Linked DNA regions of Homo sapiens: region 1 is linked to region 2. Evidence: read pairs that join two places in POLR2A ChIA-PET (ENCODE). Cell type or tissue: MCF 10A. All regions are shown on one strand. Region 1 has its middle 7.3 kb from the start of MAP2K2. Region 2 overlaps ZBTB7A (zinc finger and BTB domain containing 7A).

Region 1 (2,500 bases), 88 kb before region 2:
GCTCACTTGATTACACTTGTAATCCCAGCCCTTTTGGAGGCCGAGGCGGGCAGATCACTTGAGGCCAGGAGTTCAAGACCAGTCTGGCCAACATGGTGAAACCCCATCTCTACTAAAAATACAAAAACATTAGCTGGGCGTGGTGGCACATGCCTGTAATCCCAGCTACTCAGGAGGCTGAGGCATGAGAATCGCTTGAACCCAGGAGGCGGAGGTTGCAGTGAGCCGAGATTGCACCACTGCACTCCAGCCTGGGCAAAAGAGCAAGACTCCATCTCAAAAATAAATAAATTAATTTAAAAAAAAAAGGTTGTCATAAGGCCAGGTGGGGTGGCTCATGCCTGTAATCCCAGCATTCTGGAAGGTCCCGGTGGGAGGATGGCTTGAGGCTTGGAGGTCAAGCTTATACTGGCCAACACAGCAAGACTCTGTCTCTTTAAAAAAAATTAATTAAAAAATAAAAATGGCATTATAGTCTTTTATAACCTTTCTTTTTCTTTTTTTTTTAAATTGAGTCTCACTGTGTCTCCCAGGCTGGAGTGGTGCTATCTTGGCTCACTGCAACCTCCGCCTCCCCAGTTTAAGCAATTCTCCTGCCTCAGCCTTCTGAGTAGCTGGGACTGCAAATGTGCATCACCACACCTGGCTAATTTTTGTATTTTTAGTAGAGACAGGGTTTTACCATGTTGCCCAGGCTTGTCACGAACTCTTGACCTCAGGCGATCTGCCTGCCTCGCCCTCCCAAAGTGCTAGAATTAGAGGCGTGAGCTACCACATCCAGCCTTTTTCTTTCTTTCTTTTTTTTTTTTTTTTCTTGAGACGGAGTCTCGCTCTGTCACCCAGGCTGGAGTGCAGTGGCGTGATCTTGGCTCACTGCAAGCTCCGCCTCCTGGGTTCATGCCATTCTCCTGCCTCAGCCTCCTGAGTAGCTGGGACTACAGGCGCCCACCACCACCCACGACTAATTTTTTTATTATTTTATTTTATTTTATTTTATTTTTTCAGTAGAGACGGGGTTTCACTGTGTTAGCCAGAATGGTCTCAATCTCCTGACCTGGTGATCCGCCCATCTCAGCCTCCCAAAGTCTTGGGATTACAGGCGTGAGCCACCGCGCCCAGCCCGCCTTTTTCTTTTCTTTAGAGAAGGGGGGTCTCCCTATGTTGCCCAGGTCTTCCTGGAACCCCTGGGCTCAAATAATCCTCAAGCCTCAGCCTTCCAAGTAGCTGAGACTAACTAAGATTCTTTTATGCTGTTGTCACTTAGGAATTTTCTGCTGTATCATATTTCTCTGTGGGACTGCACTAGGACGTATTTTTCCATTCTCCCATCAATGGACTCTGTGTACTTTCCAAATTTTTGCCATTGAGAACATTATTGTGTGAGTCTCCCGTTTGCACACAGGCAAGAGTCTCTCTAAGTCACATGCCCACGATCCCAACTGCTGAGTCACAGCGCGCTCACGATAGGGTTAAATTGCTTTCCAAAGGGTTCAGTTCGCTGTTCTGTCAGTTAATCCATTGCACAGGTGACAGAGATAAAGTTCACAGGACATTGCTAGTTGGAAACAATGTACACATGTGATATTAACACCAGCATATGCCTCTACAAGATAAATGTCACCTTGGATTGAATCTATCAAGAAAGCTATTAGAAATTTATTTCCTGGGAGGAGCAATTTAGGAGACACCCACGTCTCTGGGACCAAGAGACAGATGTACTCAGAAAAAGTGTTATTGGAAGCAATGATAAGTAGAAAATATATCACAGAGAGAGGTCACAGGGCAAACTATGCTTGGTAGTAAAGATAGAGAATGGGTGGAGGGGGTGAGGCTGCACTGTAACCTCAGCAATTAAAGCTCCTGTTTTATCATAAGTGCTGCGAATGGTTGCCTTGTAATAAGGCAACCTGTCTCCTTGAGAACAAGAACACCCAGGACATTCCTTCAAGTAACACATATGTATCCAGCATCCATTATGTCCGGGGAGGTAAAGTGGGAGAGAAGGAGATACATCCAACATCTTCTTTGGCCTCAAAAAATTCATAACAGACCCGGCACAGTGGCTCACGCCTGTAATCCCAGCACTTTGGGAGGCTGAGGCAGGCAGGTCACGAGGTCAAGGGTTCGAGACCAGCCTGACCAAAACAGTGAAACCCCATCTCTACAAAAAATACAAAAATTAGCCGGGGGTGGTGGCACGCGCACCTGTAATCCCAGCTACTCAGGAGGCTGAGGCAGGAGAATCGCTTGAACCCAGGAGGCGGAGGTTGCAGTGAGCCGAGATTGCGCCACTGCACTCCAGCCCAGGTGACAGAGCAAGACTCCCTGTCAAAAAAAAAAAAAAAGTTCATAACAGGCTGGGCTTGGTGGCTCACACTTGTAATCCCAGCACTTTGGGAGGCTGAGGCAGGAGGATCGCTTGAGCCCATGGGTTTGAGACCAGCCTGGGTAAGATGGTGAGACTCCCCTTGCCCATTTCTACAAAAAATAAAAAATTAGC
Region 2 (2,500 bases):
CCGGGCCCAGGAGAGAGAGAGAAGCATCTTTGCTACTAGCTGTTGCTGCTACCTGCCTCTGCCCCCCGACGCCCCCCGCCTTTTGAGATTAAGGAAAAAAAAAAAAAGTCAAAAAAGTTTTTAAAAATGAAAAAAAAAAATTATAAACCAGTGAATGTAAAATGCCGGAGCAGGCCCGGCCTGGCATGGGTGTGGACCTGCAGCCAGGCAGGCTCGAGCGGGCGATACCAAAGTCTGCCCCCCCACCATTGTGGCCATGCAGTCCTGTCACTGTCTTTTTGCTTCCTTCCGAGGGGGGTCCCCCAGCCTCTTCCAGGGTCTTCCCCTGGAAGTGGGCGGCTGCAGGGAAGGTGGGGGACAGGGGTCTTTGCACGATTCAGACCCCGGGGCCGTGGCAGGAGCGGTCACCTCACAGGTGGTGACACTGAGGCAGGGGCCTCGGGGTGCCCCCTCCCGCCCGGCAACCAGAATGGTTGGAGGCAAGACAGAGAGAATGAAAGGAAAAACAGAAGAAAAAAAAATATTAAAAACCAACAAAAAAAGCAAAAATCCTATTTTTTGAGAAAGAAAGATATTTATATTTGCAGTTTTATTTTAAAAAGTTATTTAAGTTGAAGCAGCCTTCCTGGAGGTGGGGGGGGGGGGGTGGTGGGTGGCTGGCGCAGGACGGGTCAGGGGCCTGGAGGCTGGGGGTGCCCCAGGAGCTACAACCTCAGAGTTAAGACTAGCTCGCATTAAATACATAGATTTACGGGGGGGGGGGGGGGGGGCCGGGCCCAGGGGGTGGAGGGGGCCAGGGAGACCCCCATCCCTCGCCGGGGCTGCCTGGAGGCTGTGGACCAGGATCCGATGCCCAGGTCCCGCCCCCCACCCCACCCCAGGCCCAGAATCGAGGTGCCTTGGACTTTGGAGGGGCCAGGCCTGGTGAATGGGGGGCGGGGCGGCGCCCTCAGGGTACAGAGCACAGACAGATAGACATTCCAGAGACTGTATTGAGAGTCTTTATAAAGTGTGGGAGATTTAAAAAAAAAAAAAACTGATAAAAATGCACTTTTTGGGAGTGGGGAGGGAGAAGCTTTAAAAGTAATAAAAAACAAACAAAAACACAAAAGATGAAAAAACAAAAAAATTCATTTTTCTTGTACATAAAAAAAAAAAAAGAACCACTAAACGCAGCCTGTTACGACCGCTGCCGCCTCAGTCGCCTCATTTGATGTTCTCTGTGTTTTGTTCGGGGGAGGCTGGGGAGCGGGGATGGGGGGCTTGGGGGGGGTCCCCCTTTTCCCCTTTTGGCCCTGAAGAGACTGGGTGGGTTGAGCACCTCGTCCACACCACACCTTTGGGCCCAGGGTGACCGGATCCTGGGTCCCAAGGAGAGAAGCCCCAGGTCCCCGACCCTTCCTGCTCTTCCTGCCCGGCCTTGGAAGCCAGGCCCATCTCTCTGGGGTCCGTCTGTCGCGTGGCAGAGAGGCTGGGTGTGGATGGTGACCCAGAGCACCGGGGTGGGGGTGAGTGTCCGAGGAGTACCCAGGTCCAGAGGCCCCTCTTGCGGGGAAGGTGACCCATAGCCCCTGGCGCGGGCAGGCAGCTGGCACAGGATAAGGCCAGAGGGGCAGCAGGGAGAACCGGCCGGGCGAGTTGTCAGCAGAATCCAGGGCTGGGCCCTGGGCACCACTGGCTCCAGGCTTTCCCGAGGCCCCAGGCGGGGTAGCCTCACCTGGGGGCCACCTGACTCTGCTAGAGGACCCCAGGGTGCTGCCCCATGCCAGGCCCCAGGGACATGAGCCAGGATCTGGAGCCGGAAGCCTCAGCTAGCTGCAGCCCCTACCTCTGGGTAGGGTCTCTGAGGGAGGGCCTCCTCCTTCCTCCTGTCCTCCAACCAGACTCGGCCCATGTCCAAGGAATCTGTCCAGGCCAGCAAAGGTGGGGATGGGGCCAGCCCCAAGGGATGGATGAGGCACTCATGGAAGCAGATGGCACAGTGAGGCAGCAATGGCTGCACTGAGCCGGGCACTGGGTCCACTCAGAACCCCAGCTCCTCCTCTGTGGATTGGGCTCTTCCTAGTAGCCACAGGAAGTCAACAAAGCCTGGCCCAGCCCTTGCCAGGAAACACCACAGAGGCCACACCACGAAGTCTGAGGGCCTCCGGGTCCTTGTGTGGACCCCATGCTAAAGCACCATACCTGTGCGAGGCCACCCATGAACCTGCTGCAGCCAGGATTCGTGCCCAAGTCCCCGACACGCGCTGGAGCAGGGTTGGGGGTCAGCGGTTCTACAGCCGTGTCCTGAGCCCCCTGCACCGTGGACCCTCAGGGCACACTGAGGCCTCTGCTCAGAGGTCCCACATGGGGAAGCTGAAGGAGCCGCAGCCTCAGGACCACAAGCCAGGGTTAGGTGCTTCCTAACCTCTGTGCTTCAGAGAGGGCCGGGAGTGGTGGCTCATGCCTGTAATCCCAGCACATTGGGAGGCTGAGGAGGGAGGATTGCTTGAGCCCAGGA

The links. Peaks named below come from ENCODE experiments on the same cell type or tissue, not always from the same donor. Only the 100,000 strongest peaks of a DNase experiment are listed, where the experiment ranks them.
Region 1: POLR2A ChIA-PET joins it to region 2 with 6 read pairs; 5 of 35 experiments call an interaction of 5 or more read pairs at or near these places.

Annotation. Positions count from the first base shown.
Region 1 is chr19:4,130,125-4,132,624 of GRCh38, reverse strand. No RefSeq gene overlaps it. Among named protein-coding and RNA genes, the nearest start is that of MAP2K2, 7.3 kb to the right of the region's middle. RefSeq lists an enhancer at 1,299-1,593. In MCF 10A, no CTCF peak of the experiment used is centred here; DNase peaks (open chromatin) are centred at 714 and 1,404.
Region 2 is chr19:4,041,991-4,044,490 of GRCh38, reverse strand. It overlaps ZBTB7A (zinc finger and BTB domain containing 7A), which reads left to right. Exons shown (of 3, transcript NM_015898.4): 3 at 1-1,188. Among named protein-coding and RNA genes, the nearest start is that of ZBTB7A, 24 kb to the left of the region's middle. RefSeq lists an enhancer at 75-807. In MCF 10A, no CTCF peak of the experiment used is centred here; no DNase peak of the experiment used is centred here.